2 separate regions of the Mus musculus genome follow, and region 2 is linked to region 1. The links are chromatin loops, found by intact Hi-C in ENCODE. Cell type or tissue: heart. All regions are shown on one strand. Each heading gives the region's core, and the rest is flanking DNA. Links, peaks and the distances in the headings are about the cores only.

Region 1 (11,763 bases), core at 3,273-5,772:
TACTCAATAACAAGGAGACAGCTGAACTGCCATTTTGAGATGAAAACATGACCACCTGCCGGGCAAGGGGGATGACTCACAAAAACAGATTCTGTTTTCATGACCATTTCCAGACCCAAGAGACAAAAGGGGATACAGTGGTGTCTGGGGCATTCTGAGAAGCAGGCTGAGAGGATGCCATGAAGCAGGAGCTCAGGGACAGAGGGACATGAGCTCTGAATCCTGTCTGAGCACAAGGTACAAGATGGCAAAAAAAAAAAAAGATCAAGATGGGTAACACTGGTTTAAGATCAGCATGAAAGTCAGACATGGTGGTACATGGGGAACCACAGAGCAAGAGCCTACATCCAAAGCCAGGGGCTGGGAATATAGTTCATTGGTGCAGCACTTGCCTAGCAATGTGCAAGACCTGGGTTTGATGCCTAAAACATGTATGCACATATTACATACACACACACACACACACACACACACACACACACACACTATTCCAGAGAGTTGATGGAAGCCCCTAAAAAAGATAGACAGAAAACCAATACAGAGCTTTTTTTTTTTTTTTCCTCAACTGTGCAGCTATTTATCTTGGCTGGAAACCCAGGGCCAAAAAGCACTACACCTGTGTTTATCTGGGAAGCATAAGATGCTTCTGCTAAACTGCCACATCCTTGCTATCGTGACTTATATATGCCCAGCCCAGGGAGTGGCATGATTAGAAGGTGTGGCCCTGTTGGAGTAGGTGTGGCCTTGTTAGAGTAGGTGTGTCACTGTGGGTGTGGGCTTTAAGACTCTCATCCTAGCTGCCTGGAAGTCAATATTCTGCTAGCAGTATTCAAAGAGCCTGCTTTCAACCTCAAAAATGCATAGAGCCATCTAATTACTCGAGTTCTTTGCCAAAACTTCATAGCCTTAAATTTTATTTTAACTATTGCCAAAGCAATGAGTAAGGAGGCAACTAGTTTAGAGATTTAATTCACAGATTAAAGAGACTAAAAACCTACAGGCCTTGCAAGTATCCCATGTAAGTATTTTGGAAACTGGAGCGAGATAAGACACTCTCCTTGGATGCCTGGTGGTATTCCTGCTTTACAGATGTGGAAGCAGAGAAATGCTTCATCAAGATCATACCACACACTTCATTTGGAAGCTCACATTGAAGTAAACAGTTTAAAGATTTAATTCCACAACATTCCACCCACTCTAAGTATATCCTTCTAGCATGTCCTGCCGATTCCTGGAGTTAACCAATCAGGATCGCCTCCTTCCCAGCGGTCAAGCAATTCCATCGTCTCAAAAAAGCGATCTCACACCAGCTTGCTGAGAACCCCTGCCCGTGCCCAGCCTGGGAAGCCAATGTTCTCCATAGGTTTGCCTTTTCTGAGTCCCCCATACACTATGAAAAGCATCTAGCCGCTTTAACTTAGCATCTGATTCTTGATATATGTCTTAGCAGATATCCGAAATTCACTCTCTTTTATTAGCAGCAATATCCAATCGGATGGATACGTGGGTTCCTTTCCATTTGGGGCGACTCCAAATAATACTTCTTCGAGCATTCATGCTCCCATCTTCCTCTGGACTTGTGTGTTAATTTCTGCCAGGCAGGTTCCTAAAAGCATGAGGGCGTCGTCCTATGGCAGATGCAGGTTTCCCGTTTTAAAGAAATTGACAAACTAATCACCAAAAATGCTTTTTGCTGCTTTTTAGTCCCTCCGGCACCCAATAAAAATTTTAATATGAATATTCAAAAACCACAAAGGGTCCTATGCACACTCCACTGGTGTGCAGAGGTTGGATGTATGAGTGAGACGCGTACTTCATTCAACACTCCAGTGTGGGTCTACCACCCTGCAGACTTGGTATGTTTCTTAGTGACTTACTGAATACGGATCCCACTGGGCTTCTGAGTAGCCCTCCTGGTGTGTACATAGGAAATGCCAAGTGAATCACACTGAGATCTGGGGACCATAGAGGCCCTAAGTGTCACCATTTGCCATTCACATGTTGTCCCTCCATCTCTCTGCCTCTCATTCCTGTATTGAGATTCACTTTCAACAGGCCCAGTGGGGGTCGGTGGGCGGGGGTGGGGGTGGGAGGGGGGGTAGTATCCTGGTTCATCTGAACTGATTACCACTGTCCCTTTAACTACATCTGATTTAACAATTAAACCCTGTGGCTTCCTTCCTCTCTCACTCCATTTGAATCCATTTTCTAAGATGCCATAAAACATCCTAACTGACTTTTCCTAGCCTCGTGGTGCCGGCTCCTAAACCCATCACACCTGTTGGACACAGCTTGTTCTCATAGCGTTTTAAATTTGTTCCTTGGAATACCATAGCCTGCTATACCTTGGTCTTAGTCTTTGCTTATTTATCAACTTCATAGGTGCAGCGCACACTTTATTTCTGGGGTTCATAAGAGGCAGGAGCAGAGGTGGGGACAGAGCCTGACCAGAAAGGAGGAGCGTATGCAAAAAAGAGGAAACAGTGATAAGCCCCAAAGATTTTACCCTGATGACCTTTTTAAATCTGTGCCAGTTCAAAGGTCAAAGTGCAGTTAAAACATTCTTTCCACAAATTCTGGGACAACTAAACTGACTACTGTCACTTGCTGGGACTTTTCATTTGAAATTTCTTTCTAAAAATAGTATCAGGGAATCAAGACCCACTCCCCCCCCCCAAAAAATGAATAAAGGATGGAAAACTAAAAAGCATCATGAAAGTCCAGCCGTCTCCTGCTTAGTGCTTCACTTAGCTTGGCAGGAGCACCACGGCCCCAGCTCGGATACACGCAGGAGCACAGAGCCATGCCAAGGAGAGTAACAGTTGGCTCCCACTCTGGACAGAGTACCCCCCCCCCATGCATCTTCTGCTTTAGTCCTCACAAAATTCAGTGAGGCAGCTCTAATTATCCTCACTTTGCAGATAAGAGCTTGAGGTTGGAGAAGATAAACAGCCTGTCCAATGTGGCACAGCCAGTACCAAAGGCAGAGGTGAGATTCAAACCAAGAACATTGAGCTCCAGTGCTTTTCTCCAAGCCACGCTGCCTCCCAAACACGATACTCCTTCCCCATCCTGGTTACTGTGAGGCTCCACCATCTCTTCATCACCATCGATAAATATTTATCAAGGACCACTGCCTACATAGCAATGCTCTTGTTTCCACAGCAACACGCAGTCAGAGAGTCATGGGAGTATCCCGTGCTTAAGAGAACGATGCTGTAATATCCTCTGATCATGGCTCTGTAAGGTGACAGTTATAACACTACAAGAGAAGCCATCTCTGCTGGCAGCCTGAAGCCTGTGGAAATGTGCTTAGGATAAACAAGAAGGAACTGAAACAGAAGAGAAAGGTACAGACTGTAACCCAAGACGGAGGTCTCTATTTATTTCATGTTTGTTGTTGTTGCTGGAACAGAATCAAAGCCAGGTCTCCACATTAATTGTTCTGTTATTAGGAAACAAATCAAGCAATCCAGGACAGAAAGTAAAATGCAACTGTAGTGGGAACAGCTCCCCAGAGGTATCTGGCAGCAATTATTGAGTTAAATGACTACATTGCTTACAACTGCCACCCAGAGTCGGTCCCTGTCAAGATTTGGCTTTAACTTGTAATACTGAAACCCACTGATAAATAGACTAATTATCCCGTATCTAATTACGTAGCCATAGCCTTCCCTCATTCCCAAATCATGTGTTCTGTTTACCAACTATTATCAAAGCACTTTTTTTCTTTTACTATAATCCCTCGCCAAAAAAAAAAAAAATGTAGTGGCTCATGAAACACAGGGTAGAGTAAGGTAGGGGGAAATTGCCTTTGATGACAGCTTCTGACTCCGACTTTTGGACACTGTGACCAACAGTCACAGCAAAGCCCATCAGCCCTCAATGTCCTAGATGTAAGCTCACAAATTGAAATTGCTTCCGAGACCGGGGAATCTTCAGATCAAAGGAATATGGAGAACACACTACTGAGTTTTAAAATGCATTATTTACTCAGACTTGCAGAAAGTTTAAAATAAGCTTTTTCAAAAGAGACCCAAACTATAATCATACTTATAACAAATTTGGATTCTGACAATACCACAATGAGGAATAAAATAAGAAGAGAAGTCCGTTTTAACAAGTCAACAGTTGCAGGATTAACGCGTCGACAATTACAGATGTTCATAAGGAAAGCCCCGGAAGAATCCAGTTTAAACGATCTAGTTAGCATTAAAGTAGAGCGATAATGAGCTAGGTATAGAAAAAAAAAAGATGCCCATTTCTATAAATGAGCGGAGCTTAGAACGCACCAAGTCACCAAGACAAGCTAATCCTACTCCTTTAAGGAGCCGGGAACAACGCAGCCGCTTGCTAAATATATGCTATTGTAGCTTTGCAAAAGCTATGGGCCCAGGTAGAACCAAAGGAAACATATGGCGCCTTCGCAGTCGATTTCTTCCCAAACTGTACTCCAGGATTGCTTTTCTTCCCGGTGTGTTCCGAGCAGCAAACAAAGAAAAGGTGCTTCCTCCTCACACTTCTCTAAATGTTTTAACAAAAGGCTGCTGAATAAACACATTACTCATTTAAAAATTGAACCGAAGTTCTATCCCTGAGATGAAAGCGGCTCGATTTGCATTTAACAGCTGTGAGCGAGCGCCACCTTGCGGTAACATGCGGAACCGGCGTGCGTTTCAGCCCTGGACAGCTTTCTGGAGCAGGTTCTGGGTTTACAGCTGCTACCCAAAAAAGGTCTGTGGGACGTGTTTGATCCGGTTTCTGCTGCGGGAACGTGAGTACTATTAACGTATGAATGTCCCGCCAAGCCTTAGAAGACAGTAAAGATTAGAATCATAAGTCATACCCGGGTCCCCAGGACTGCCTCAAGCACCCTCCTGCCAGCTTCCTGACACAGCACACCTAACGCAGACCCCAAAGCGAGGGAAACAAGAGCCTTGAAGCATCTTCAGAATGATGTTGCGGCCGTCTCTTTTCTCCCCCTCTTGTCCCAGCCTTTCAGCTTCAGACACCTCAAAAAGAGTGGCCTCCTTGCTCAACTTCGCTGGCACGAAAACAAGCTGTTCCTTCCCATACATCCTGTGTCCAGTTTCCATTTTAACATCAAGTCAGGGAAGAAAACCTAAGACATTTCTAACGGAATGTCACTCCGGCGGTTCTTCCTCTCAAAAGCAGCCTGTTTAGAGACTTCCATCAGGCTCACTGCCTTTCTTTCCCTTTCTTCCTCCCCTGATTTCTTATGTGAGCACAGCTGTTGCTTAGCAATCCAAAAAGAACCCTTTCCTAAGTTCCGCTGACATGCCTCAACGTGCCCCCCGCCCCCGACCCCGACCAGCGACAGCAGCTCAGTGTGGTCACTCCTAAACCAAAGGTGCTAAGAAACTTCGAGGTGATTTTGAACTTGGAGGTATCCCTCCCCACCTCTCCTTCCCTCTTTAAGGGACTCACGGAAGGAAGCCCTACCAGTGGGGTTTTAGTGATGAGAGAGACCCTCGGTAGTGGTCTCTTCAGCTCAGTCGCCACTAAGAAGACACTAGACACACTCTGGGGAACTAGCTACCTGCCCATGGGCAAGCCGAAAGACGAGTGTCCCGAAGTTTTCAGAAGCCCACTAGCTCACTGATCAAAGCCACTGCACTTAAAGGGCCTTAGCAGGGTACCCATTACTCTGGACAGAGCCACGAGGTGAGGTGAGGGTTTAGCCGAGTGGGTCATTCACAAGAACACTCCCATGGGAAGTCCCAGCTGCTAAGGGCTCGCTAAGGGGAGCGGCGTGTTTAGAACAACACTGGATGATCTTCAGTGTCTCCCAGGAGAAAGGAAAAGCCACCGCCCTGGCAGCCTGGGCCTGCTAGGGACCTGTGCTCCCCACTCCAAGAGCGCGCAGCCCAGGAAGCTGCCCGGGTGACAGTGCTCCGCGCCGGGCGAGAAGCGGCGCCTCCTCCCTCCACCCCGAAACACTCGAGTGACAGGTTCCGACAAGTGGGAGGCAGCAAGTGGAAATATTCGCAACAGCCGCGCAAAGTTACTCCCGCCCGGGGGTGGGGGGGAAGCGGCAGGAAAGTAAGGCGACGAGGGGCCAGGGGGGGACCTGGAGCGGGACTGGGCACGCCTGGACACAGCAGCTGCGTCCGGAGGTTGGGACGGGACTCCCACCGGGCCCCGGCATCCCCTGGCCACGGGACCCAACTTTCTCCTCCCAGGGCTGGGGAGAGCGAAGGGGCCCGGGGAGCCCGGCGGGCGCACTCACCTGCGGCGCTCTGCGCTCCGGCGCCGGGCAACGGCGGCCGCTGCAGCCCCAGGAGCAGGAGCCGGAGCAGGCAGAGGGCGAGCCCGCCAAGGCTCCCCATCCGGGCGGCAAGCGGCTCAGCCCCTTCCCGAGGGCGCCGGGGCCGGGACTCGGGCGGGCGCGGGGCGGCCCCGCATCGCCAGCGCGGCTGCAGGCAGTGCGCGCCGCTGGGCTCCCGGGGCTGGCTCCTCTCCGGCTGCGGGAGCCGGCGCCGCTGCGCTCCGAGCCCAGGCGCGGCGCGAACTGAGGCGCGAGGCTGGGCGGGGGCGGGACGCGGGGGCCGGGGGGCGGTGTCCCCAGAGTCCTAACGCCGCCGCCGTCGCCGCCGCCCGCCCGGGCGCTCCGCCTCGGCCACGCACACACACCCTCGCGCGCACGCCCGCCCGCGCCTGGCACACGCCCGCGGCTGCCACTCGCGGGCTCCCCCACGCACCCTCTCCCGGGCTGGCCGGCTCGGGGCCGCTCGCGCACTCAAGCGCGTACACACATCGCTCTTGCACACACAGGATCTGCGGGGTATTCGCCTCTTCGCCCCGCGCCACACCACCCAGCTGAGCATCGCTTTCAGGCTACCCTGCGGGGGCGCAGGTACGAGGCGATGGGGGGAGGAGAGAAACCTGGAACAGCCTTTGAAGTAAGGGTGGGAGAACAGGTGACTGGGGGGGGGGGGGGCAGTGCGAGCAGGCAGGGGGAGGGAGAGGCCCGATCAACTCCGGACGCTACAGGGCTGTGAATTGCGGGAGGGGGATGCTTCGCAAAGCTGGGGACAGCTGTTGAAGGGTCTCCTGCACACCCTAAAATTCTCTCGTATATTCATATTCTCCCTTTCTCTTTCTTTCTCTCTCCCTTTCCCTCCCTCTTTCCTCATCCCCTATCATCTAGTCAGCAGTCCAGCACAGCCGACCTTAATCACAACACATCTCTTTCTCTTGTCCCTAACCCCGCCCTACACACACAGGTGTGGGAATCTCTCCCCCTTCTCTAGCTGCCTCCCCTGTTCTCCCTTTCAGAGAGAAATGGAGCTTTCCCCCTTTTGCTTCCTGGTCTGAACAAAGACCTGGCTGGGGCTGAAGGCCTAAAGACATAGATCACTGGGCAGTGCCTGCCACAGCCCACAGGCCTGCCACCAGGGGAGGGATGTGAGCCTTGTATATAAAGGCCTTCGATAAGGACACCCAAAGATGCTGAAGGGATTCCTACTTTGTAAACACTTTACTGCCTGCCCAAAGCCCTCCTTCGGTTTAACAAAGTGTTTCCCCCTCCCCATTCCACTCCCTTGTTGGAGTCCCAAAGGACTGAACCGGACAGACAGACCATTAGGAGTCATATGGAAGTCAAACACAGCCAGCATCTCCAAAAGTGGGGCACCAGGGGCTCTGGGTTGGAGTTGCTTTGGCAGAGCCTCACTGGTACCCCAGCTCTGCCGAGGTGGACGTTTTTTATTGAACACCAGCCCATTTATTTCTCTCAGCCCACACTTGTAATTCCAGGCAAATGCTTCCACCTGGCTCTGAACGACCTCCCTCCACCTCCACAGCCTCCACTTTTCTCAAGATAAACACAGGGGCCAGCCCATTGCATGGCCAAGCACCTCCCACACTTCCCTGGTCAAAGCACTCTCCCAGGGGAGAGGACCCCTCCCCCCCCCAAAAAAAAGAAAACCCTGCTGCTTAGCCCTCACTCCAGGGAATAGGGTTTGTGCTCTGGGGGGTTTTGGGGGGGGGGGGAGTGGCGGGAGCCTGGGAGTTAGACCTCTTGCAAGCTACCTTGCAGGTCCTTAAATTTTTTACTAATATTGACAGTGCACTTGACTGGGCAGTCATAGCCTTGGCTGTTCTCTGGTGACACAGGATGATTGCCCCCCTGGGAACAATAGGAATAGAAGATCCCTTCAGCTCAGAGCTAAACTGCCCAACTGTTTGATCCAGCCCATGTCTATCCAGGCCTAGCCTTAAGTTAATGAGTTAGAGTGCAGCCTCTAAGAAGAAACATGACTCCAGCCCACAGCTGTGATTGTCCTGGCTGATGGGAGACTGGGGGGGGGGGGGGGGGGGGCTCTGACCCAGGAGAGGAATAGGAGGTCTCTAAGCCACTAAGTAGTTTGGTGTAACTTGTCAGGGTTCCCCTGAGTGCCTGCCAATCCGTCCCCTCTCTCAGGCATTCTAAGGATAAAATAGCGGTTCTCGGGACATCTTCTGGGCTCTCACCATCCCTCAGCTCCTGAGCCCATGCTACAGGATGTTATTTATCACTGTAGCCAAAACTCCAAAATCCGAATGGGGATCGCATGGCCCCAAGGAAAGTCATCTTGTTTCTTGGTGAGCGACTAGCAGAATGTGACCTGATCACAGCAGCAGGTCTTGCTTGCCCAGCTGCAGGGTCTCAAACCAGCACCCTCTTGGGTTTGGTCTGGAGCTGTAGTTCCCAGGCCCTGTGCTCCACCTACTGACTGGTAAGCTTTGGCATCTGGCCTCACTGTCACACTGCACCAGACCAGCTCCCTCTGCCTGGAAGGGCCATCTCACATCCCTTCCCGGGTAAACTCACTTAAGTTTCTCTTTGAGGCATTTGGTCAGCAAACCTGTTGTCCTGGTCCCCTAGGTGCATCACCTAGGAGATGCTATCTCTCCACTTGTCTGTCCTAGGAGACAGTTCCCACAATGCATCTGGACGCTTCACCCAGGGCTGAGGGCAGAGGAGCTTTAAGGAAGGAGGAGGGTGGGTCCCACAAGATCAGTAATGCCCTAAAGATCTTCTCAGAACCAGCTAAAACCACCCTCTCAGAAGGCCAGGGTTCCGAGAGCTCCAGGGTCAATTCCTTACTTCCTGCATTAGCAGCTGGAGGGGGGGGGGGGGATATCTGGTTAGAGAAGAGAAACAGCCATTTGACTCCATCCACCTGCCCAGTGGGAGGGTGCTTTCCTCTTGGCTCCTAGTGCAGGGCAGGCTTTGCATCAGTGCTGAATGAAGGTAGAGCCCAGGGGGTGTCCTGTGATAGCTAGAGGGAGTGAGTACTCCACCAAGCAACCTCCAGTGCTGCTGGACCAGCAGGCCTCTCTCTCTCTCCCCCCCCCCTCTCCCTTCCCCTCCCCCTCCCTCTCATCCTCTGGGCCAGTATTCCATTTACCCTGTGGGATGCTTGGCAAACCTTTAGAAGCCTTAGTTTTCCTATCTGCATGGTGACTTCCCTTCCAACCCTAGTAGGGGTCGAAACAGGAGAATTCAGATGTTGTCTCTTTATCTGGGCAGTTTTCAAGGAAGTGGAAAATGGGATGTACCCTCTCCACAGTGAGCGACACCTGCTGTGCTCACAGTGAGCATGAGTCCAAGAGGCTGAGACTGCAGCCTGAGCAACAGGTGTGACCTATGCCCTCTGGGAGGAAGCATGTACAAAGAGAGGACAGAAAAACACACAGAGACAGGCCTCGTCTCCAGACTCCTTCTGTCCCAGTGTTTCCCAACCTGTCAGCAACCAGGAAAAGACACTCAAGGGCAAAGTGCCTCATCTACCTGTGTAGAAAGGCCAGTGGTGTGGTCCTTGATTTACCCCCATCTTATATATAAGGAGAAGGAGACTCAGGGAAAACAAAGGCCTGTGTGAAGAGATGCTGTGTCCCCTCACTTGCTGTGGGTAGCTGCACTCTTCTTTCTGGGACCCAAGAATACACTTGCTACGTTGCTTATAATTCATCATTTCAGTCTGTATCTAGCAATACTTCAAGTGTTCAGAGGCCACAAATGGTGAGTAGCAGCCGAATGCCACAGCTATAGAAACTTCTACTAACACTGCTATGGCCACGGTTGCCACGCCTCTCCAAAGTCTGACCCATTGTCTGTATTATAAAGTTTTATTGTGCCACAGACATACATAGACCTTGACACATGGATACTTTTTCATATAAACATCTGTTAACACTTTTGTACAGCAGAGGTGACCAAACCATAGGCCATGACTCACATCCAGCCCACTGCTTGATTTTGTTAATAAAGCTTTATTAGCATACAGATTCATTTATTTGGCATGTTATCTTTGCCTGCTCCTAATCTGCATAGGCAGCCACAATATTAATGTCTTTAGTTCATGGACAAAGTGTGACCTCTTTTTAGGTAAAAGTCTCATAGGACAGTCTGACAACCAACCACTGACCTAAAACTCACTTGCAAATGGGGTATCTGGACCAGGAGAATTTCTCTCCCTTCCCCTCCCCCACCTCCTCTCCCTCTCTCCTGTGAACATATCTCAATACAAGTTTTCAGGCCCCACCCTAACCCTATGGAAACACTGGAGGTAGAACCCGGAAATCTTCGAGTTAGACAGCCTTGCCAGGTGATTCCGATAGGAGCTTGAGTTTGGAACCCACGTTATAACACATTCCTGAAGGAAGTTCCAGGAACTGGCACAGCTAGGATGCTTGTGGGCTTTCATGGGTGATGGAAGACTTTGAAACAATGTCAGAGGCAGCGAGGCCATACGCTGCTTGCTCTTTCTGTAGTGAAACCTCTGACAGCCCTAACACAGAGCCGTGCCAACCAAGAGATGCCCACGTGGATGCCCAGGCTCCACCCTCCTGAGGAGCTGTCAGCGTATTTGGAGCTGCCTCCACACATAAATTCATGGACCAGCTGTCTCTTTTAATCTGGTTGCAAGATGAAACCATTAATAGATGTCAGACACATTGGCAATGATCTCTTCATTAATAATTTCCTCCTTTCTGAGGAAAAAAAATTAGTAACAAGCAACCATCAATAATTCAGAAATACAAGTTAACCTTTCTATTAGCAGAGTCACCGTGCGCACAGTGCAAACTCAGAGCCAGGAGTTCTGACTTGAGTCGTGTTTTGATGGTAGGGATATTAATATGCATTAATGCTGTCTGTCAAGACCAAATATAAATAACCCAACTGCAACTCAGAACTCATAAGTATGCTTCAAGTGTGACCTTCTGACCCAGCCTTTTGGTTCTTTAAAGGCTTGGATCAGCCAATCACCTTGCTGTCTACGAAAAGGCCTTTATGAAGAAATCCATCTTTAGCTGGAGGCCCCTGTGACTAGAAAGATTTCTCCTATGCCCATCTAACCCTGCTGCTGCAGTGTGACCTTCTCCTACCTAGATTTCTTCTCCTTGAGAACAGGCAACCTTAACTAAAACCATTGAGACTTCTTCCCCAGGTTGGATGGGCTCCAGGTGAGCTATTCCCAAGTCTATACACCCCCTCCCTTTGTCCCCAGCCCCAGGCCTGCCCACCTGGCTCCTTGGTGCATTTCAGTGACCCCCCCTCAACCAGGAGGTCTCAGCATCTGCCCTTCCTCACACCTCCATTCACTATCCAAGCCACCACAAGGCAGGCCCTTTCCCTCTCCAAATCTGTTTCCCCATCTGTGAAATTGGAGTGGTTATCCTCGCCTCACTGAGCTGATGTGAGAATTAAGTAAGTAATGGATGTAAACACACCTAGCATAGGGTCTGGCCCAC
Region 2 (11,763 bases), core at 5,790-8,289, 77 kb before region 1:
CTCTTGAGCTCCTATAGTTCGTGACAAACAAAAACATCTACCTTCACCTTCACCTCAGGACATTAATATGGGTGAAATGTAAAATATTTAACGTGGCCTGAGGCAAAGAATAGGTGCTCAGTACACAAGACCCATTATCACCCATGTCACTGATGCTGGAGACATTTTGACTCTGCAGACTTCTAAAATAGTTGCGTCATGTCACAACAGACAGACAGACTGTATCTAATCCCAGCTCCATGACTCACCAAGTTATTTCCCTCGCTTGCAAACGTGGGTAACATAACAGTATCTACCTTGCAGGGCTTCTGTGAGTACTGAACAGATAAGCACTCCCGCAGATGCCCAATGAGGGATGCAGTGGTTGCTAAGGACTTAATTACATCCTACCTCAAGTCATTCTTCAATGGTGTCTCACGTGGGATATTGTCCGCAAGTACCTGACCATTATGAGGTCAAAATATCCAATGGGGTGCGACTTTCCTAGGCTCTCTTACCAAGAAGAAAAATGAGGCATGGGAAGGGTGGTGCAGCTGGCCTCCCACACACTCAGCAGAGTGACCAGTGTTGGCTAGGCTGCCCAAAAGGAGGGTGGAGAACAAGGCTGTAGTAGAGCATGCTAGAAATGAAGATTTCCAGCCTGCCTCAAATGTGCTGATCAGTAACACCCCGTGTGTGTGTGTGTGTGTGTGTGTGTGTGTGTGTGTGTGTGTGTGCACACGCGTGCGCGCGTGCCTCCATCTCAGTTCTCACAAACCAGCATGGAATCTGAGACATGCTGAGTTGACACACTGCTCTCTACAGACGAGACCCAATGCTTTTAGCTTTTCCTTTATCTGGTCCCTGTCCCCCTCCAGAAGATCAACATCTGTGCCAACTCAACCGCTCAGTCTTGACTTGACTCCATTCTTTCCTCTGCCTTTCCTCAGAGGTCCCTGCGTAAAACAAGTACTCCGTGTTGTAGCCCTTACAAAACACAAAGGGGCTGAGCTCTGAGATGGCTCAGTGGGCAAGATGCTTGCCATACAAGCAGGAGGGACCGACCTCAGTCCCCAGAACCCACAGAACCCACAGAAGAAGCCAGAGCAGACATGGTGGCACACACATATACTTCCAGCCCTGGGGAGATAGAGACAGGGGGATGATCCCCATGGCTGGCTGGGTGATCAGCCACTCTAGCCAAACACAGCAAGTTCCAGGCCAATGAGAGATGCTGTCTCCTGCAAACAAGATGAATGACCCCGAAGATGCACATCTAGGATGCAAAGGGTAGGGGAATATAAGTATCAAATAATAGGGCATGGAACTTTCACCAAGATTTCAGTTAAAGTCAGCTTTCAGGGTTTCCCTTTTGTGTCATGGGGGCCACGGACTCACTCACTGTTTGGTGCCCTAAGCTCTTCCCTTCACAAGGATACAGGGAGAAAGAGGTGGACAATTGGGTCTAGGCAAGCCAGTGAGAATCTAGACCAGACCAGCCAAGCAGTATAACCAAGACATCCAAGAGTCTCTGCTCTGGCCTCAGACAGCCGTTAAACTGCTGGTCTACTCTGAGAAAACCACCTTCTTTCTCTGAACTTCTCTGCAAAACTCAGGGTTTAGGCTGAGCTTCCCAAGATCCTCTGCAGCTCATGCTTTCCAAGTCCAACTGCTGTGCAAAATTTCAGAATCCAAGTAAAGGGTTAATGCTTTCCCACCCAGAATTCTGCCAGTGTGGAACATAACATATGGGGGACAATGAAATCTAAACTGAATAGTAAGTATACTTAATACTGTAAACATTTCTATTTCGACTTAAATGGGGAGGGGGAGCGTGGACAACAGGATGCTGATTTCTTCAAAGAATGTTCAAGGGAAATGAAGATTTCAAAAAAAGTATGCGAAACTTCCAGGCAGTTTGAATAAGGGAGAAAAGAGCCTCGGATTGCTATGCAGCTGGGGGCATGCAGGAGACAGCCAGTCTGCAGAGGGTGGACATTTCATCTTGCCTGCTATTCATCACCTTTAGAAAAGTTTGCTGAAAGAAAAAGGCAGCAAGGGATGGAAGAAAAACATGCATCTACCAACTTACTTGACTAATCTCCCCTGAAAACTAAAGAGGTAATACAAGCCAAGACTCCACGCGCTCCACTTAAAAGAACAAAACAAAATACAAGGCACCATCTTCCACAGGGTGGAGGGAATGCCAGAATAAATGTTGTCACAAAAGATGAAAAACGGCAGCCATTTAACAGTGCTCTCTGGTTAACGTCTCAATAGGCACATGGAGCTAGCCCTGTTAATGGGCACTTTGTTCTCAGCCAAAAGGATCGATCCAGCAGTTATAATTATGCTACAGCAGCCAAAATTAAACCAGGTGTACACATGAGGACTTCCCAAACACAGGAAGGGAAGGAGGGGCCTCAAAATTTCAATACCTGGATGGTGGCTATAGGGGTTGAAGAATACCTGGAGTGGGGGAAGGAGAGGGAATGTGTCTGTACATGTGTCTGAGATTATGTGTATGTTTGTGGGTCTGTGTGTGTGCGTGTGTGTGTGTGTGTGTGTATTTGAGAGAGAGAAAGAGAGAGAAGGGGGGAATGGGAGGGAGGGAGGAGGGGGAGGGAAAGGAATATGTGTGTACAGGTGTCTGACTGTGGGTGTGACTCTGTGTGTGTGTGTGTGTGTGTGTGTGTGTGTGTGTGTGGTGTGTGTGCGCGCGCGTGCGCGTGCACATACACAGTCTAAACGAGTGGCATCTTGATCTGATATATTGGACTCTGTAACACTTTTTAAATGTTAAAATGATTTCATGGTGGACAAATCCTCAGCACAGAGAATCATCAATAATAATGTCAGGGAGAATATGGGAACCAGATATATAGTGAGCTCCACAAAAATGGCTACAGCACTAGCTCCTTCTCCACAGGGTCTTCCACAATGTGATTTGTCATCACTCGTGTGGGTTTGTCTGAGCCATGGCCTCACTGTGTAGTCCTGGCTAGCCTCAGACCTTCCACCTCCCCAGAGTCAGAATACAGAAGAGTGTCCTGTGTATGCCTTGCCCAGCAGTGTGGCCTCAATGCTCCTCCATCCATCGGACGACTGTCACCGCTAAGCACTAAGCTCACGTCTAACATGGACTGCTGCCGTAGGGAGCAGCCACCTTGACCTTCCGGCCCATCAGGCCTTCAGATGCCTCCAGTCCTAATATGCCCTGACACTGTCTCATAACAGACCTGGAGATGGACCTGTGCCACTCAGTCAAATGAGCACACAAAATCATGAGAGGCAACCACCACGCATGCTCCAGAGTCACTCCATCTTAGATAACTCCTTATACAGCCATAGAAGATAGTCATGCAGCAAAATGAACCCAAAGACTTGAGAACCAGGATTGAGGAGGAAAGGAATCTGTCCCCATAAGGGGCTTCTAAACCTAAGCTTCCCTTCTCTGTTTACAAGAACATTTCAAACTCAAAGCCCCCAGTCTTCCTGGAACTGCATGGAGACCCATGCACGGAAGGTGCTGGAGCTACAGTAGGAGAAACTAAGGAAATGTCTCTGCAGCCCCAGTATTTCAGGGCGTTCAAATCACTGCTCTGAGCTCTGCCCTTGGACAATCATAAAAGAGTCTCCAGGGCCTGAAATCTAAAAACGCCTTTTAAAAGATGTGAAGAGCCATATTCTCTCTGAGCCTCTATTTTAAAGTAATAAGGAATGCACTGGCCCAGTGTTGCCTCCAGTAGCAATCTACCTACGTCCCAGAAAAGGATAAATGCTGCCTGCCATGTCTACACTTGGACTGGCGAGAGCACACCCTTACCCAAACCCTCACCCCTCTTTTCCTTTCTTAGCTGTATCTCTTCACTCCAGTACTCAATAAATCCATGAGAAAGAAACAAGTAGCAGAATGTAGTCATGCAACCTATCCTATCCAGACAAAATAGGAAAGGGGCCAGAGTTCATCCTAAGGGAAGAAGACTATAGACGAAGAGACTGCAGTTGGATGCCTCTCAATATCTACATGGATGTGGGACTTAGTGTTCCTGTAAATGACTCAGATGGAAAGTATACTGTCCCAGATATGCTAGATATTGGGTCAGAAGAACACCTAAGGGTCAGCAACCACTGGTGTCCACCAGTCTCAGACCACAAGACTTCACCTTGGCCCTGAGCCATCAATTGTAGGCTCTGAGTTCATCCCTGGCCTTTGGTCCTGCTGGCTTTGAAATCTACAGTCAGTGTTTACTTTTTCATTAGGTCTTACTTTCCTTCTACTGTACCTGGGGCTGAGGATGTGGACCTGGGCAGGTCAGATGTGGTCCCTGCTTTCACTGTATATATGTTCAAGTGAAAAAGAAAAAAAAAAAAAAACAAACAAACAATCCCCTTTTTACAAAACCAGACAATTACAGGGGAATTTATATAGGAGAAAATATACAGGGGAATAGAGGGGATATATAGGGGAATACAGAAGATATATAGGGGAATATAAGAGGGAAATAAGAATTATTTCATATAAGAGACCAAGAGAAAAGTCAAGTTTAGGTTAGGCAAGCATAGGAGAACTCACTTCAGCAGTCACGATTAAGAACAAGACCTGTAATGAAGATGAGATTTAGAGAAACAACACTTATAGACAGAGGACCCAGCATTTACAAAGGTTCTGGGGCTGAAAACAAATTTGGAATGTTCTAGAAGTTTTCAGGGACACCAGCAGGGCTAAATCAGGTAGCAGAAGAGCACGGAGCAAGTGGGTGTGAACAAAAGCAAGATGTGACACAGGAGAGTAAAACATTTCACTTTTAGCCCATGAACAACGGGATGCTCTTGAAAGGAGATCAGGAAAGTGAATAAAACGAGTTGATAATTTTAAAACTCGGCTCCCAAGTTAGGACTAAACACTTACCTTTGGCAGGAAGAGTGTCCAGGAAAGACCTGTTAGAGAACTTATGTGTCCACTTATTTTGATTCTTTCCTGGAAATCTGGGTTCTGGTGTAAACAATAGAGCTCTTTTCAAAAGTGAATTAATAATCTAGTGAAGAGCAGAGAACTGGAGAGCCTACGTCCTGATTTGGAAAGGGAAGAAAAGAAAATTTCTCAGAAGAGATTTGTACCCTTGATCCCTCTGAGCCTGGATCACCTTTTAAGAAACAGGGTATTCTAATTAGTCCTGGGATGCCTCAATACCACAGCATAAAACTGCATCAGAGCCCAGCAGCTCTTCTCTGTAACGTCTATACAGTCCTTGAAATGGGTTATAGTTACCAGATGGGCATGCTGAGCAATCAACCACAGTTTCAATCAAAAGGTAACCATGGCTCAGAGAAGAAGAGCATTGGCCGTTCTTCCAAATGTCCTCGGTTCAATTCCCCGTACCCACATGGTAGCTCACAACTGTCTGTAATTCCAGTTCCAGGGAATCTGACATTCTCACACAGACATACATGCAGGCAAAGCATTAATAAATATATATAAACAAACAAACAAACAAACAAACAAATAAATAAATAAATAGCAGAACAGTAATGAAAACCATATGTACATGTCATGGTTCAGATATAAGAGAGACTTCATCTTTTCAGTAGACAGATATTTAATATGTCCCTAGACAAAAGCATTTTCTTTCCAATTCCTTCCTATTGCCATTGAGAAGTCCCCAATAGGCAGGCAAAGGAACTCAATAGACTTAGCAAAAATCTAGGCTCAGTGTTGGAAGTGTTGTTTATCCATGTGGCTTATAGCTAGGCAACATCTATTTATCTACTTCACTCAAAAACAAGGGATGGCTTTCATTGAGTTGAATAGGCAAAAAAAAAAAAAAAAAAAAAAATTGTGGAAACTATACTTCAACAAACACACACACCCTGAAAGTCAAATTCATATACCTAATCTCTGAAGTGTGTCGAGAATAACTGATGGAAGAAAACATACTGTAGACACAGGGCACCTTGATGCTCTGAAAGAATGGAATGGAGAGTGTCCTATAGCATACCCAGAATGCACTTGGCTTCAAAATCCTAAAGGCATTCAATTCGTTATTTCCATTCTGCCCCATGTTTTGTAATATAAAGGGCACTGAAGGGTCAGGAAACCAGATAAAGAAATAATGAGAATTGAGACTATGTAGAAAGATAGAATTGGGGAAGTGAGGGAGTCAGGAAAATGGAGCCTAGCCTTCAAAGGGAGACCCTAGGGTACCTGGACAAAAATGGGATGGAAATAAAACCAGTATGGACTACAATAAATGTCTACGAGTTTGAATGAATCTGCCCAGCTTCAAAAAGTTTTGGCTTGATCAGTGAATTGAAGAACCCAAGAGCTGAACAGATGTTGAGCATAACTTATATTAACCCTGTAGATCCCAAGGAGGCTTTTTAAATGAGGAGAGTCGCTGATTTCTCCAGCCCCAAGTACTAGAGATCACACGCAACTCGTTCGTGATACAAATGTGTCCCCTGCTTTAATTAAACTCCTTCTCTCATCAAGGGAAGGAGAAATAATCCCAATCTAACGTCTCATCCATGATGAACTTTGCCGTCTCTCTTCTGTTTCCAAATGAATTTGGCTTATTAAAAAAGTAATGAGCTATTAATTAACTCTACGCTCATACAAAGCTGTTTAATTCTCAATCTAATTAGCAGCAATCTGTTGAAGGATTCTAACGATTATTTTAAATTTGCTAACAGAAACATCTTTTCACTTTTCATAAGTTATTTATAGACAGAGCTCACATTGGATCCTGCTTGGGTTTTAATTTGATAACAGTTTTCCTAAGTACTTGGCTCATCTACCATCTCTGTCTGACAGGGTTGAGAGCTGTCACCACCAGAAAAGCCCAAAATAGTATCAAGGTCAGTGACATGGCCTGGACAGGGTTTCGTGCTGTCTCTGACAAGCCTCGGATGGTGAGGTACAGGAGGCAGAGGAAGAGGAACTGTGTCCCAACATTATGCCCACTGAGGGAAAACTCACCTATGCTGAGAGATAGATACAAAGCCTCAGATCGAGGATGGAAGGCATGGAATTACTGCTGGAGCAAAGTTTGGCAACCAGGGAAGTATTCCCACAGCCTCGGTAGGAATGTCCCTTTCATAACTGAAACAACAATGAACATTTCAGAAACTCTTATTTAAGAAAGAATATGCACTGGGCTGCGAAGATGCTTAGTGGGTAAAATGCTTACTAGACATGCGTTAGGACCTCAGGCTGATTCCCAAAACTGACATAAAAGAGCCCAGCAGGGTGGTGGACATTTGCAATCCCAGAGCTGGCGAGGCAGAGACAGGCAGATCCGTGGGGCTCGTGGGTCTTCCAGCCTAGCCTTAATTGGCAAATTCCAGGCCTGTGATAACCCCTGTTTTATAGATAGAGGTTTTGTTAGACATACTACAGTAAAGTGTGAAACTATCCCATCATATTGTACATGCATACCTTTTATGATTTGCATTTTTACAGACATCAAAAGCTTGTATGTACATAGTCATGTCAAGGGCTTTGTGCTCCAAACCAGAGACTCGGTGAACACATGACCAAGCCTCACGGAAGATGGACTGTGTACACAGGGGCATTTTGGTTCTTCCTCTGTAATATAACAAATTAGATTGCTCTCGGTGTGACACTCTTTCCTGCCTCCAAGATCTAATGTGAGACACGCCTGCTTGATGTGTGTCACTGCTGTTCCCTAGCACCTCAGGAAGGCTGGAAACCATTTCCTAGTCCAGGTCCTACCTGTCACCTGAAGAGGTAAGGTGAACAATGGGTTATAAAGCCACGTACTAAAACCACCTGCTGTGCATTCCCTCGTCACGCGCCTCAAGCAGACACATTTTCTATGCCTCAGTTTCCTCTTCTAGAAATAAACTAGTTGCTGCCTTACATGGTTCTTACAAGGATTAATGAATTAATATCTCTAAAACTCTTATAACACAACAGCACATAATACACACTCTGTAAGATCTAAGGGAAATTAATATTAGCTGAGCATTCTCCCTATAAGATACATAGACTCAGGGACACGATAAGGCTATTTACCTCACTAATCACAAGGCAAGAAATTCAAATTATAGAGAACATTTGGTCCTGGTGTGCAACTTTCTGTAAGCATTGTTTTTCCCTGTCCCTTTCTTGAGAAAACATAGGTAGAACATTACATTAAATGGCACCCTATTTGAGCCCTTGCCAGTGTTATTTATTAAGTGTCATTAGTCATTAAAATACTAATAATTCACTGGGTTTTTTAAAATTAAACACAGGACCTTGCAAAAATTAAATTTAAATAAGTTGAATACTAATAGTGCGGAAGCCTTGGGGAGTGTTATTCCCAAATCTACTTATTTATTTATTTTACAAAAAAGAGTTGTGGTTATAAATAGCATTAATAATAACAGTAATAATAGCCAGCATTTATTAAGCATTACCCATATGCCAGGCACTCTGTTGAGTGGGTTTTGGGCAGAACAGCACGTCAGTGTGTGTGTGTGTGTGTGTGTGTGTGTGTGTGTGTGTGTGTGTGTGTGTGTGTAGGTGTGTGGTGATGACGAATCAACACCCATGATGGTGAATTTCTCCTCTCTGGAGTACTTCTCCCCTCCCTCAACTCCCTCCTAAGTTGCTCTCTCATGGAGCCAGTGCCTGAGGATGTGGTCTAGGAGGGGATACCCAGTTACCACATCACTGCCCTCCATAAGCTAAGAAGGTGGCAGGATATACAAGCTACCAAGAAAATCAGAAGAACCAAACATGGTCCAATTGAGGACCAAGGTCTTCCTTGTGTATATAGCCTAAGCAAGGTCAGAAGATACCAAGGCACTTAAAACCAATCTCCAAATGAGTTGTGGTTTGGAGGTTCCCACTCTGGACCAGGTTCCTCTCATTGGACTACCAATTACACCATTAATCATAGTTCTCATTCAGGGCACAAGCTCATCTTGGCAATGTCTAGAAACATGCTGGGCCTTCTTACCTAGAAAAGGAGTATAGAGAGAAGACATACATTCTGCTAAGTGTCCCACACAGCATAGAATAGGCTCTCATAAGAAGAGCTTCCTAACCCCAAATCCCAATTCTATTTCCTGTGTAATCCAAGAATAAGCAACCCAGGCTGACAACAGGACGACCTGTGGGTCTGTCTGGGCAAGTACTCTCATCGCTCTATTATAAGCAACTGCCTGAGTGAACCACTGAACCTTGCTTTTCTCTTCTTCAAGAGCAGAACTTGAGGACATCATCTATACATCCCTCAACATAGCACAGCACACTCAACAGTTGTGGCAACCACAGGTTGGTTCTCAAAGCAGTTCTGAGGCCACTTTAATCTCCATTTCCCACTTAACACCAACTCTGGGTGCTGGCTGAAACCTTTGCCTTTGGGAAATGAATTCCAAACCATGACTGGAATTGGTCCTTGTCAAGGGACAGAACTCACAACTTTGGCCTAATTAGTGCCACAGACACAACTATTGACCTGGTCAAATAGAGCTACCAAAGAGTTGCATTTCTGGTTGAGTACATCTAGCAGCTGGCCCCATACAATCATAGCATGTTAATCGCAGAGCAGACCCTGTAGAATCAAGAATCTCAATGTCTACAAAGCCATTAGCTCTCAGATGCCCCTGGTAGGATGGAGGCCACTAGGTGTTAAGATGGATTATAAACCAGAGCACACAGATAAGGAATGGAATGAGATCAGGAGAGTAAATCACTCATGGTCTTTCCTTGGACAATGTTCATTAAACAAGACTAATATCAATGTCACAAAATTAAAAACAGAATAGAAGACTGCACCAAAGCCCACCAGCTGAGTACCAGACCTACCTGCATGGGAAGAAATGGTCAATAGCACTTGCTGTTCTTCCAGAGGACCAGGGTCCAATTCCTGGCACCACACAGTGGCCCACAACCATCTGTAGCTCCAGTTCTAGAGGATCAGATACCCTCATTTGGCCTCCACAGGCATCACGTATGCATGTGGTGCACAAATATACGTGCAGGCAAAATGCCCATACATATAAAATAAATAAAAAAGAAAACAAAGCAAAATAGAAAACCCATCAACCATGAACTCCATGTGAATTAATACATATTGAATCGTGTAACTTGTCACACAAAACACTAGCCCAACCTCAGTGACTAGAACACATTATAAATCTGAACAAAGGTATCCAGACGCCAGTGGTCTAGTAGTGGTCCATCAAGGCTTTGCTTGGGCTTCAAATCTGGCTCACTTGACCCTAGTCCTCCTTGAAATGGTGAACTAGGTGAGTCTGATCATTTTAAGGTAGTAACCAAAGGACAAGATACCAGCAGAAACACATGCTGCTTCCTAGGTTGGGCACAGATACCTCCGTGGGCATGGTGCTGGCTCAGGTAAGTAATGGGGATGATGTCAACACACTGGGTAGAGAGGTGTGCTCCATCTCCTCTGGAATGAAATACAGAGTCACGTGGCTAGAGGGAGGAAACAGGAATTGGTGACTACCATCTACCATTAAACCTATTCTATCATGAAAGACTTCAAGCCAGTTGCATACACTTTTGAAGTCCATGCTTACACAATGTTTACCCCCCAAATTTAACTCTCATGATTTAGTTCTAATATACAGCACTATGCCTGGACATACTACTTATTCACTATTCTCACCAATGACCCAACAGGAAATAAATAGCAGGGATCTATGTAATCTAATGGCTATCTGGAGCCAAAGGTCACCCACTATCTCCTGTTTTCTGCCATCCAAAAATCAAGACAGAACTATCCCTTTGAATCTTGCTCAAGTTTCCTTTCCAACACATAATTTTGGCAGCTAGAGAGAAGGCTCAGTGATAAGAGTACATAGTGTTTTTGCAGAGGACATGAATTCAGTTCCCAGTACCCATGGACAGGGACGCTCACAACCCATGTAACTCCAGTTCTGCAGGATCTGGTGCCCTCTTCTGGCCTCCATGAGCACCTGCACTCAAGTGCACATACCCCCCCCCCACACACACACACACCATGGACCAACATACATACATCCATACATACATACATACATACATACATACATACATACATACATACATACAAATACACGACTTAAAATTAATCTTCAAAACGTAAGTTTGCAGCATTTTCAAATGAGGATGACATAGACTAAAGAGATATGTTCCATATATGGAAAGGTGTTGAGAGAAGACAAGAGTCAGCCTCACCCCCACCTCTACCCCTACACCAGAGGAACACTACAATACACCATTCTCTAAGCCAAGTCCAAGGCATTCTGATCCAAAGCCAATTATAAGAAACTAGGTTTGTTTTACTATCAAGATCAGAAACTGAGGCTTGCACTCTCATGACAAATACATTCTCATTGAAGCTTCAACCTAAATGATGGCAGGCATTGTTCTCATGGAAGGGCAACCTGCAGATTGTATCCAAGAAGATCTGGAAAGACCAATATGTCAATCAAACGGAGTGCCCTCTTCTGAGAGTCACACCTTCCTCCTTTTATGACACTATGTAGCATCCACACATGACAGAGCCAACTCAGCTTGGTCCTGCCTTCTATCACAGGGTTGGGGGAGGGGAGTGGTTTTGGAAGTGTAATGCATTTATGTCTGGTGATCTCAGAAATAAATATTTTATGGTTGATCTGAAGCAGGAGTCAGCAAACTTTTTTTTCTGGAGAAGGCCATAAAATAAGTATTTGTTAGCTTGCTGCTTTCACAACAGTGGCACAAGGCTGAATTCTAATAAAATGTAACTCACAAAAGCAGGAGGCAAAGTGGATCTGGCCCCT

Evidence for each region. Hi-C counts contacts between places; a loop is a spot of excess contacts. Peaks named below come from ENCODE experiments on the same cell type or tissue, not always from the same donor. Only the 100,000 strongest peaks of a DNase experiment are listed, where the experiment ranks them.
Region 2: a loop joins it to region 1, with 2.8 times the contacts of the local background. A loop is called at or near these places in 2 of 42 quality-filtered maps.

Annotation. Positions count from the first base shown.
Region 1 is chr2:162,654,550-162,666,312 of GRCm38, forward strand. Ptprt (protein tyrosine phosphatase, receptor type, T) reads right to left here and starts at 6,598. Exons shown (of 31, transcript NM_001291150.1): 1 at 6,251-6,598. The coding sequence starts at 6,350. 9430021M05Rik (RIKEN cDNA 9430021M05 gene) reads left to right here and starts at 6,614. Exons shown (of 4, transcript NR_033569.1): 1 at 6,614-6,877; 2 at 7,172-7,247. In heart, for the core only: a CTCF peak has its summit at 4,653 (motif pointing left); no DNase peak of the experiment used is centred there; H3K4me3 peaks cover 1,537 bases; H3K27me3 peaks cover 1,142 bases.
Region 2 is chr2:162,575,020-162,586,782 of GRCm38, forward strand. The region is part of intron 1 of Ptprt (protein tyrosine phosphatase, receptor type, T); the gene reads right to left. Among named protein-coding and RNA genes, the nearest start is that of Ptprt, 80 kb to the right of the region's middle. In heart, for the core only: no CTCF peak of the experiment used is centred there; a DNase peak (open chromatin) is centred at 6,842; H3K27ac peaks cover 1,569 bases.